Linked DNA regions of Homo sapiens: region 2 is linked to region 1. Evidence: read pairs that join two places in POLR2A ChIA-PET (ENCODE). Cell type or tissue: Caco-2. All regions are shown on one strand. Links, peaks and the distances in the headings refer to the core of each region. The heading gives the core; the rest is flanking DNA.

Region 1 (6,273 bases), core at 567-5,566:
CCCAAAGTGCTGAGATTACAGATGTGAGCCACTGCGCCTGGCTGGAATGTTCTGTATCTTGATAGAGGTGTAGATGCGTGCATTTCAATGTACATACATTTTATCCACACCAACCCCCCCCCCCCAAAAAAAAAACTTAAAAACAAAATAATCCCTGGAGGACGTGGCTGTACATGGGCAGGGCTGTGCCTGTGGGGCTTTTCTGCCTGTAGGAGGTGGACCTTGACTGAGCCAGCACCCAGCTTCACTGCCCCAGCTTCCTGATGGCACTCAGGATGCAGCTGGCAGAAATCAGTGTCATGTCACACTGGAACTCCCTGTGCCTGAACCTCAGTCAGTGAGTGATATGGGTACCATTTGTTACAATAAAGGAGAAGTCTTGCCATAAAGTAGTAATAATAACTGGGTGTTGAGAAGAGCCAGAAGGAAATCTGGCAGAGGACAGCACATTAATTGTAATCATTTTTATGGCCGCCAAACAGAGTCGGTGGAAGGAGGCCTACAGTGAACATTCACCAGGCCTGGCTCCCACAACCGGCCGTACACTACCGAGGTGACAGGGTGGAGCGTCTGTGTGCTCTTTAAAGGGATAGAAAAAAAGTAGAAATCTCTGCATTGTTTCTTTTGAAAAGTGAAGGAAACCTTCCTAGACCCACTGCTCCCCTCCCTGCAGTCCCCTAGCAACCCCCTCACATTTCATTTGCCAGAATGACGTCAGACAGGTCCGAGTCTCAGCAGGCCACCCACAAGGGGAAGAAGACCACCATGGGGCTTGTTCGCCCCCCAGGGCTCAAAAGGGCCAGTGTCCCCTGGGGGTCATCGCAGAAGCAGGAGCAGTGTAGGGCTTTCGTCCTCAAGGAGGAAGGGGGAAAGGTCGATGGCCAGTCCCCCATTGAAGGGTAGGCACCATCCGGGCCTTTTCCATGATCTTCCTCATTCGTTCCTAGGAGCAGACCTGTGATGTGGGTGCCAGAATTCCCATTTTCCAGATGAGGGAACTGAAGCTCTGAGAGGTTACATCAATTAGCTGAGGTCACATAGCTAATAGACATCAGAGCCTCCATCTGAACTTGAATTTCCAGCTCCAAAGGCATGCTTTTTCCCTTGGGCTGCACGGCCTTTGCAAGATGCAAGCCCAGATAGCAGCGAAAGACAGTAATCACCTTACCCAGCCACTGTGCAGTGATTCTGTAATAGACACCCTAATCACTGCGCAATCTTCTCCTCAGGCCGCATAGCCGGAAATGCTCTCTTTCCAGGATAGATCCTGGCCTGGGCTCAAGGCTCAGCTCAGAGCAGCCCCAGGCTCACCCCTGCTTAGGAAGACCAAGGAGGCAGCACCTCCAGTTAGCATGTGGCAGTTCAGCTGCTGGGGCCCAAGGGTGACTCAGGGCGGTCCCTGTGGAGGAGCCACCTTCCCAGGCGATGTGTGAGGCACATAGCCAGAGTCATTTCCCAACGTCCTGCCAGGCGGCATCAGTGTGGCCACCCGTCCCTTACACATGTTGCCCTCATGGGAACATCCTATTTCCCTTGGATAAAATGTCGGGGTTGGGAGGGTGGTGGTTGACTTTCAGCCCTGTGGTCTGAGTCCTCCCACCCTTTCCAGTTAAAGGGCCAGTCCTTAGCTGGGCCTACAGTCCTTAGCTCTGCATGCCCCGGCCCCGTCCACCCGGCCTGCTTCCTTCTCTCCTCCTCTCTCCATCCTGCACTCTCTCTCCTGCCAGGTGGAGCTCCATGCAGCCTCCCTGCTGAGCTGGTGCTCACTCACAACTCCATACCTCGCCAGGCTAGCTTTCTGCCTGGGGTGGTCCTGGGTCAGTGCCTCCAACGCTGTGAGACCTGGGTCTGGAGCATCACCTCCAACAGGAGCCTGCTGTGACCCTCTGTGCTGGACCAGAAGCCTGCCAGTTTGAATGGATAGCCCTCCTGGCCCACCTCCTACCTAGCAGCACTGAGTGATTCGGACCCGCCCCCTTGGCTGTGGAACAAGAAGGCTTACACAGAATTGCTGGGCGTGTGCACTGGGGATTGTAGAGTCAGATCGCCTGGCTTTCTGTCTTTCTCCCATGGGTCTGGGGTGTGTTATTTAGCCTTTCCCTGCTTTAGTTTCCTCATCTGTAAAATGAAGATAATGACATATCCGCTGCTCACAGTTGCTGTGAGGACTCAATGTGGCCCTTACCACTCCAGGCCCTGATACTTGGCTCAGGTGTCTGCCTCCCTCACATCTTCTCAACTGCATTTCCAGGAGGTAGCGCGGTGCTTGGCACATCGCAAGCCTTTGGTAAATGTCCATTGGTTGAATGAAGCCCGTAGTCCTTCAACATCATTCTGGTTCTTAATGATCCCTCTGAAAATTGATGTAAATGGATGATTCTGCTGTCAGCAGCAGCAGAATTGATCTGGCCCAATGCATAATCCCTCAGGACCTCTGTAGGTATCTTAAGACTGGCCACACCCCCAAATATGAGTGGGCTGTGGTGTGATGACTTGGAAACAGGACTGTTCGAGCTCTGTGTCTTGCCAGTGTTGAGCTCTTCTCTGTTAAAGAGCTCTGCAGAGCTGTGGAACACGATGCAGTCTATATAACTTGTCTGGGGAGACTTGGGAGAAGGTGCTGCTTTTAGAAACATCCAACCCAGTCATGGGAGCCCCTGACGCAGGAAGGCAGCGGTTTTCTCTCTCCGCTGACTTCTCTCTCTTGCCTCCCTCCATCCCTTTTCTAGCTACTATGCTGTCCTGTACCCCATGGTGTACCCCATGAAGATCACAGGGAACCGGGCTGTGATGGCACTTGTCTACATCTGGCTTCACTCGCTCATCGGCTGCCTGCCACCCCTGTTTGGTTGGTCATCCGTGGAGTTTGACGAGTTCAAATGGATGTGTGTGGCTGCTTGGCACCGGGAGCCTGGCTACACGGCCTTCTGGCAGATCTGGTGTGCCCTCTTCCCCTTTCTGGTCATGCTGGTGTGCTATGGCTTCATCTTCCGCGTGGCCAGGGTCAAGGCACGCAAGGTGCACTGTGGCACAGTCGTCATCGTGGAGGAGGATGCTCAGAGGACCGGGAGGAAGAACTCCAGCACCTCCACCTCCTCTTCAGGCAGCAGGAGGAATGCCTTTCAGGGTGTGGTCTACTCGGCCAACCAGTGCAAAGCCCTCATCACCATCCTGGTGGTCCTCGGTGCCTTCATGGTCACCTGGGGCCCCTACATGGTTGTCATCGCCTCTGAGGCCCTCTGGGGGAAAAGCTCCGTCTCCCCGAGCCTGGAGACTTGGGCCACATGGCTGTCCTTTGCCAGCGCTGTCTGCCACCCCCTGATCTATGGACTCTGGAACAAGACAGTTCGCAAAGAACTACTGGGCATGTGCTTTGGGGACCGGTATTATCGGGAACCATTTGTGCAACGACAGAGGACTTCCAGGCTCTTCAGCATTTCCAACAGGATCACAGGTAACTTGGGCATTGTTAGGATAGCCCCTCCGAGGCAGATGAAATCTGTGGTCCTCTCAGCCACTCTGGCCTGTTTGTGGGTGAGTTCTCAGGCTGACTGGCGGTAAGGCTCAAAGCACAGATTTCCTTTCGGAAGAAACATTCCAGAGGCTCCGCTGTGATTGCCAGGGAGCTTCCTGTCACTCAGTAGCTCACGGCCATGCTGACAAGGCCAGCAGAGCTCCCTGGTGCCCTGGTATGTGTCCCAAAAGAATGGGACAGGGGACACCACGGTCCAGAAATCTGCTTTCTGAAACCCCAGCCCTGGCCCTCTGGCCTCAGAGTGTGTATAGTTAGTTCTCTCTCTCTTTTTTTTTTTTTTTTTTTTTTTTTTTGAGACAGGGTCTTGCTCTGTTGTCCAGCTTGGAGTGCAGTGGCACAATCTCCATTCACTGCAGCCTCTGCCTCCCTGATTCAAGTGATCCTCGTGCCTCAGCCTCCCAAGTAGCTGGGATTATAGGCACGCACCACCACACCCAACTACTTTTTATATTTTTAGTAGAGACGGGTTTCACCATATTGGCTAGGCTGGTCTCAAACTCCTGACCTCAAGTGATCCGCCCACCTCAGCCACCCAAAGTGCTGGGATTACAAGCGTGAGCCACCATGCCAGGCCTGGAGTATATTCTTTACTAGAGGAAAAAGAATCCAAGCATTGGACCAGGCCACCTTCTCCTGGCACAGCCACATCCACATCCTTTCCTTCAGTGTTTCCTCTTGTCAGCACCCCCTCCCCACCTCAGCTGCTGTCTTCCTCCTCAACCATCCTCCTCCTCCTCACAGATCAGTGATCTCCTCAGATGGTCCCAGACAATCCGGGGGTGTCCATGCCAAACCTCAGCCTTCCATCGAAGCATCATGGCCTTGTACGTGTGAGGCTGCTCCTTCCTCTGATGACTGATCCGGTGTGCACAGGTTTCCGGACACAATCCCACCACCTTTGATGGGACCCAGTGGAATTACTCTAGTTAGGGGTTAGATTTTTTGTTAAAACTTTTTATTTTGAAATAATTTTAGATTTACAGAAGACTTGGAAAAACAATACAGAGAATTCCCACACACCCAGCTTCCTCTAGGGTTACTGTCTTGAACAACCACAGCTCTAAAACGTTAACACTGGGGCAGTGCCATTAACTACAACTTGATTCAGATCTCACCCGTTTTTCATTAATGTCCTTTGTTTGTCCAAAGATCCAGCTCAGGATCCCATATTGTCTTAGTCAATCTTTGACAATCCTTTACTCTTCCCTTGTCTTTTATGACATTGACAGCTTTGTAGAGTACTTACCAGGTATTTTGTAGACTGCCCCTTAATTTGTGTTCATCTGATGCTTTCTCAAGATTAGAATGAGGTTATCCATTTTTGGCAAAAATGCCACAGGGGCGATGTGCCCTTCCTGTACATCATAGCAGGGGGCACATATGCCAATATGCCTTATTGCTAGTTGTGTTGCTCTTGATCTCTCGGTTAAGGTGGTGCCTGTCAGCTTTCTCCACAGTAAAGCTGCTGATTTTCCCATTGTAATTAATAAATACAACTGAGGAGATACTTTGAGATGATGCAAATACCCTGTTTCCTCTTTGGCCCTTTCCCACTGACTCAGGACACATTTGTGGATCTTGCCTCTAGCATTTTTACTGTGTAGTTTTGAGGTCAAGTAGCTGGATTTTTAGGGCCAAGGTGAAAGGAGACCATCACCTGGCCAAGCCACTGGGAGAGATTTGGAGAACATTCAGCTTGGACTACAGTCCTAATCTCTTGCCAGATGACTTCGGGCAACTCTTCAAACCACTCTAGTTAATTTCTCATCTTCATGAAATAGGTCTTTCTTCCACTTTTCTTCTCAAGAGGGTGAAAGAAATGACTCTAATTATGCACACCCAGTGGCAATGATGACAGGAGATCCTTTCCATGTGGCGATGAGACACAATGGCATCACTGATTTATTTCACGGGCTGATGGAGTTTTATTTCCAAGAGAGGAAGGAAGTCTGGGACTTTTAACCATAGGAGAAAACATTTCTCTGTATCTCAGTATTTTAACCACTGAAATGCTCACCCCTGCCAGTTGCAAGCCCACATTTTCACATATGACCTGTGATCCAGGAGTCCATTCAATGTTGGGCTTCATTTCACTGATTAATGTATTAGTCCAGATTTTGTAAACTCACTTGTCTTCTAGGCAAAAAAAAATAGATGTTTTCTAGATCAATGAAGTTAAAATGAAGAAGGAAAAAAAATGAGGACAGAAAATGGAGCAGGAAAGGGTTCGTAGAACAAAAAGAAACACCTGCTTTTGAGGCCAAGATTTTCCATGCAAGTCACTTGCAGGTGTCCTAGAAGAGCTGGTGAAGCTGTGAGCACAGGCGGAAAACACCAGCTGTGGTTGGTTTGGCACATCCCAGGCAGCTGGTGGTCTCATCTTCATTTAGGGAAAGCAGGCTTGTGGGATGCCTTTGGGCTGAAGAGCTTATGGAATGGGTTCCAAGTTATTGGTCTTTCCGAGGAATGGGAGCTGGGGTGGGGGTGGGGGATGGTTCTTCTTGTTCTTCCCTGAAGGTCCTGATCCCAGGAGGAGGCAGCAGCATCAGTAAGAGTCTGGGAACCAAAGCAGAATGTGGCGCCCCAGCCCAGCCGCTCACCCTGCGCTGTCCATGGCTTTCTGACTGCAGGAGAGAGCCCTGGCCTCTGCCTTGTGTCCCTGGTCCCTCTGTCTGAGCCAGGGCTGACCAGACCCTCTGTGGGCAAGGCCTTGATCTGCAGCAGATTCTGAAACCCTA
Region 2 (5,853 bases), core at 601-5,600, 1.0 Mb after region 1:
CCTGACTGAATTCTGAGCACTTCACATTGTGGGCCCTGCCTGGTTTAAGCGTCCTGCAGCCCTGGAGGTGGACATGGGGCTCCGGCCTGAAGAAGCTCAGTGGCAGAGGTTGTGCTTCCCAAGGAGTCCAGACCTCCCATTCCTGGCTGTCTCCACTCCACTGTAGTGCCTCTCTTCACCCTGACTCTTCTTCCCCTGCAGCCTCAGGTCAGCCTGTCTCCCTGAAGAATATCTCCACAGACACATCGGGTTACTACATCTGTACCTCCAGCAATGAGGAGGGGACGCAGTTCTGCAACATCACGGTGGCCGTCAGATCTCGTAAGAGCAGCCTGCGGGGGGAGGGCTGACAAACGCCACAGGATAACTGGTGGGGGTCCAGAAAGTCAGCTGAGACCACCGTGAGGAGGAATAGGGGAACCTCTCTAGGGCCACGCACCTGCAGGTTAGCTGTGGTGACCTAGGCAGGATGACTCTGTCCCAGGCTCCCCTCACTCTGAGGCCAGTCCAGTTCCACTGGTGTTTGGAAGTGGAACCTAGGACTGACTTCTAGGACTCAGAGGCTTTGTCAGTCCCACCTGCCTAGGAACCACTCGGTGGGCGTGGAGGAAGTGCCCAGGGCAGCTGCCGCAGAGTCTGGACCACATCCTTCTGGGGTGAGACACCAAATCTAGCTTAAAGAGCTGGCTGGGCTGACATCTGAGGACTTTTGCAGAGCCAGGGTAGCCCGGAAAGTGTTAAGATGTGAAGTGGACCATATGTCTCTGTCTGCACCTCCATCCTGAAGAATATTCCTGGGCCATGGCTGGTCACATTCCTCCAAGACCATGCCTTTCATGGAGTGTTACCAGAAGCTGGTAGCTGCTGCTCCCCTGGCTGGGAGGAGACCCGGAGCTAGCTTAGAAGCTCGGCAAGTGCAGCTGCTCTGTCCTCTTGCAGCCTCCATGAACGTGGCCCTGTATGTGGGCATCGCGGTGGGCGTGGTTGCAGCCCTCATTATCATTGGCATCATCATCTACTGCTGCTGCTGCCGAGGGAAGGACGACAACACTGAAGACAAGGAGGATGCAAGGCCGTGAGTGTCTGGGCTGGTAGCCTGTTGGAAGGGTCTGGGGAGACTGGAAATATGCTTCCCAATTCCTCACAGCCTCTTCTACTTGCAGCACCCCTTGGGGTATATCACCCCCATTTTGTGCTGATGAAACAATGACCTGTCCAAGCCATAAAATGTGCATTGCAGCCCCAGGACCTGCCTCCCAGTCCTGTGGTTTTCCAGTCTGGGAGCTCAGGGCCGGGCTTCCTGTGGCATGACTAGAGCCAAGTGTGGCCTGGAGCCCCTGTCACGGGGCCAGTTCCTCCTGGGCTGGTAAAGCCAGCCTGTTCCTGTAACCCCCTCAGCTCATGCGTGGAACAAGTCTGTGGCACCTTTACTCTCAGCCCAGCCTTTCAGCCCAGTGTCCTCTGCAGCTGGTGGGTGGGGAGGAGGTCTGGAGGCTGCTCTTCCTGTAATGCACATGAGGCCCAGCTCCCTTGAGGGTCCACCTGAGAGCAAATCCTTCCCCTCTGTCCCCTGCTGCCCTGCAGGAACCGGGAAGCCTATGAGGAGCCACCAGAGCAGCTAAGAGAACTTTCCAGAGAGAGGGAGGAGGAGGATGACTACAGGCAAGAAGAGCAGAGGAGCACTGGGCGTGAATCCCCGGACCACCTCGACCAGTGACAGGCCAGCAGCAGAGGGCGGCGGAGGAAGGGTTAGGGGTTCATTCTCCCGCTTCCTGGCCTCCCTTCTCCTTTCTAAGCCCTGTTCTCCTGTCCCTCCATCCCAGACATTGATGGGGACATTTCTTCCCCAGTGTCAGCTGTGGGGAACATGGCTGGCCTGGTAAGGGGGTCCCTGTGCTGATCCTGCTGACCTCACTGTCCTGTGAAGTAACCCCTCCTGGCTGTGACACCTGGTGCGGGCCTGGCCCTCACTCAAGACCAGGCTGCAGCCTCCACTTCCCTCGTAGTTGGCAGGAGCTCCTGGAAGCACAGCGCTGAGCATGGGGCGCTCCCACTCAGAACTCTCCAGGGAGGCGATGCCAGCCTTGGGGGGTGGGGGCTGTCCTGCTCACCTGTGTGCCCAGCACCTGGAGGGGCACCAGGTGGAGGGTTTGCACTCCACACATCTTTCTTGAATGAATGAAAGAATAAGTGAGTATGCTTGGGCCCTGCATTGGCCTGGCCTCCAGCTCCCACTCCCTTTCCAACCTCACTTCCCGTAGCTGCCAGTATGTTCCAAACCCTCCTGGGAAGGCCACCTCCCACTCCTGCTGCACAGGCCCTGGGGAGCTTTTGCCCACACACTTTCCATCTCTGCCTGTCAATATCGTACCTGTCCCTCCAGGCCCATCTCAAATCACAAGGATTTCTCTAACCCTATCCTAATTGTCCACATACGTGGAAACAATCCTGTTACTCTGTCCCACGTCCAATCATGGGCCACAAGGCACAGTCTTCTGAGCGAGTGCTCTCACTGTATTAGAGCGCCAGCTCCTTGGGGCAGGGCCTGGGCCTCATGGCTTTTGCTTTCCCTGAAGCCCTAGTAGCTGGCGCCCATCCTAGTGGGCACTTAAGCTTAATTGGGGAAACTGCTTTGATTGGTTGTGCCTTCCCTTCTCTGGTCTCCTTGAGATGATCGTAGACACAGGGATGATTCCCACCCAAACCCACGTATTCATTCAGTGAGTTAAACACGAATTGATTTAAAGTGAACACACACAAGGGAGCTTGCTTGCAGATGGTCTGAGTTCTTGTGTCCTGGTAATTCCTCTCCAGGCCAGAATAATTGGCATGTCTCCTCAACCCACATGGGGTTCCTGGTTGTTCCTGCATCCCGATACCTCAGCCCTGGCCCTGCCCAGCCCATTTGGGCTCTGGTTTTCTGGTGGGGCTGTCCTGCTGCCCTCCCACAGCCTCCTTCTGTTTGTCGAGCATTTCTTCTACTCTTGAGAGCTCAGGCAGCGTTAGGGCTGCTTAGGTCTCATGGACCAGTGGCTGGTCTCACCCAACTGCAGTTTACTATTGCTATCTTTTCTGGATGATCAGAAAAATAATTCCATAAATCTATTGTCTACTTGCGATTTTTTAAAAAATGTATATTTTTATATATATTGTTAAATCCTTTGCTTCATTCCAAATGCTTTCAGTAATAATAAAATTGTGGGTGGAAATTCTTATTTCTTTTTTAATGTGGATTTTGTTTGCAGTAAGATAAAGCTTGGGTCTCATGGATCATCTCTACTCACCATAGCACTCTTCTGCTTCCTAGGGGAGGTGAGACAAGGTAACAGATTTGAGAATCCTGGGGTCCCTCTGCTTGTGGCCGCAGTAGGGTCAGGCAGTGCCTCTAGTGGTTGCTGGGAATAGGACAGATTCCTGCCTGCTGGTGGAGGTATATTCCAGGAGTCTGCAGTGTCAGGACACCAGGAGGCCTGGGTGTCGGTCCACGTGCTTGAAGGAAGATGGTGGAGATGCTCTAGCCAGTTCTGCTTCCTATGATGCCCCTTCTGAGAAAGGGGCGGGGCAGTCCTCTTGTTCTGTCACAGAGAACTGTGACGCTTCCTCCTCCAAGGCAACTTCGCTCCGCTGTGGGCTCTTGGCTTTGACATGGACTCTCCTGCGAGATATTCAAGGTCTGTTCTTCAGTGTCCTTTCCTGTGCTCCCTCCTGTCCGAGCACTTGTCACACAGTACTGTGTGCCTATTATACCTGTGTACAGGTCTGTCTCTGCCTCACCCTGTATGATTTGTAAGGATAGGAACTGTAGCTTCTTTATGGCCTGGCATGTGTTGACCCTTGACAAAGGTTTGTTAAATGAATAACATTTGGTATCACAGTATCTTGCCCAAGGACATCTCCTAGCTCTCTAGATACTCTGAGGTGCCTTCCAGTCCTCACGGTGCAAGGTTCCACAAGCATGTTCTTGAGGGAGCCACGGAAGCAGAGGCGGCCACCTTCCCCCAGGTTTGACTTGACTTCTCTCTGCCCCTCAAAGGACTCTGAAGGTTCACCTGCCTTAGCTCCAGGCTTAGGGAAGAAAAGGAGGGAAATCGAGACCCACTGCATTAATTCAACAACAAATATTTTGTGAGCATCTACTACGTGCCAAGCAGTGTGCTGTTTGCAGAGTATATAAAAGTCACTAAGAAACTGTTATTCAGGAGGAGCTAAAATCTAATGGCGGTCACAGACATAGAAACATAATTACATGAGCAAGAGAAGGGGCTACAGGACACAGGAGGGCCTGAGTAACTCAGCCTAAGGGAGTTCAGGAAAGCTTCAGAGAGGAGGTTGCATTTGGGCTGCATCTTGAAGAAGAATGAGGAGTTTTACAAGTGGAAAAGGGCTGGTGCTGACATTTCTTCTGTCCTCCAATGCATGTTTCTATTACTTGGGTGTCAAATCATATTATCACTCAGTAAGACTACAGTTTCCTGCTGAATTTATTTCGGTCCACAGACTCTGGGAATTGGACTGTTGTAGGTTCTTATACAATCAAAATTAGCCCAGCAATGCAGTCTCCTTAGAATGTTAGGCATCCCTTCCCAAATTATGGTTTCCAGCTGCTGGTTCAAAGACTTTATGGTGTTTTAGAAGAGAGACAAATGCTACCCATTAATTGAGGGAAGATTGTGTACTATAAACCCTTATTAGGCACTTCAGACAGTTTTCCATATAATCCCCACTCGCAGTTTCAAATACTTGGGCATATGCCAATGTTAGGTGTTCATGTTATCACCTAAGGAGGGACTCTGGCTGCCCAGAGAGGAATCCATGAACTGATACACAGCTTGGTAAATTAGCCACTCTTCAGGATCTTGTTATTTATTTATTTATTTATTTTTAATTTTACTTTAAGTTCTGGGATACACGTGCAGGACGTGCAGGTTTGTTACATATGTATACATGTGCCATGGTGCACCTATCTACCCGTCATCTAGGTTTTAAGCCCCACATGCATTACATATTTGTCCTAATGCTCTCCCTCCCAAAAAGTCTTGTTCTTAAGCTGCTTTTGTGACACAGTGACAGGGCCTCAGCTCTCAAATGCAGAGTCACATTAACCAAGCTCACAGTGCCTGATGTACAATGCTTATAGCAGCAGCACTTGCTCTGGGCCAGGTACTGTTCTAGGCCTTTTCCATAGAACATCTCATAATCTTCACCCTATGAGATAAGTGCTATTATTCTTCCCATTTTACAGATGAGGAAGCTGAGACACAGTGAATTTAAGCAATTTGGATCAACACAGAATGTCAATTTGCTATTTATAGCTGTCAAGTAGACCAGCCTTTCTGTCCACCTGACCCAGGCCATCTCACCCCATGGGCACTATGCCCTCAGTTGCTTACTGGGCATGGAATCAGAATAAGAGAAGTCGGCTACTATCAAGGAGCTCTCATCTTTGATGGCAGTCTGTATCAGTAGGTGTCATATCCCCTGTGGAAATTCTGGAAGATTCTCTGGTCTTGGCTCCATCCCTGGATATTCTGGCTTGGGGCCCGGGGCATCTGCAGAAGTGATCCTATTGTTAAGTCTGGTCCGATGGGGAGGGCCTCTTTGGGGACGCTTGGCTATTGAGTTTGCTCACCGAGACTGCCTCTCCTCAGGTAGGTTTCCAGAAAGACTCAGCCTGGTTTCTGTCTGTGACGGCCATTTGTCTGCACTTCCTCAGCTCACCGTGTCATCCCTTCCTACAACATTTTTTCTCATGCATACACTGCCTTTTTATTTGCTAAAACTTTCCTCCAGCTCCAAATAACTGTTAGGTCTGGGAACTGGTCTTTCCTCTTGAGGGGATACTGAATATTTCTG

The links. Peaks named below come from ENCODE experiments on the same cell type or tissue, not always from the same donor. Only the 100,000 strongest peaks of a DNase experiment are listed, where the experiment ranks them.
Region 2: POLR2A ChIA-PET joins it to region 1 with 6 read pairs; 2 of 35 experiments call an interaction of 5 or more read pairs at or near these places.

Annotation. Positions count from the first base shown.
Region 1 is chr1:168,093,689-168,099,961 of GRCh38, reverse strand. It overlaps GPR161 (G protein-coupled receptor 161), which reads left to right. Exons shown (of 6, transcript NM_001375883.1): 3 at 2,730-3,454. Among named protein-coding and RNA genes, the nearest start is that of GPR161, 40 kb to the left of the region's middle. RefSeq lists enhancers at 2,545-3,045, 3,046-3,546. In Caco-2, for the core only: no CTCF peak of the experiment used is centred there; no DNase peak of the experiment used is centred there.
Region 2 is chr1:167,050,198-167,056,050 of GRCh38, reverse strand. GPA33 (glycoprotein A33) reads left to right here. Exons shown (of 7, transcript NM_005814.3): 5 at 202-321; 6 at 940-1,075; 7 at 1,585-3,215. The coding sequence ends at 1,717. It overlaps GPA33-AS1 (GPA33 antisense RNA 1), which reads right to left and starts at 3,366. Exons shown (of 6, transcript XR_922249.3): 1 at 3,285-3,366. In Caco-2, for the core only: a CTCF peak has its summit at 3,378; a DNase peak (open chromatin) is centred at 3,420.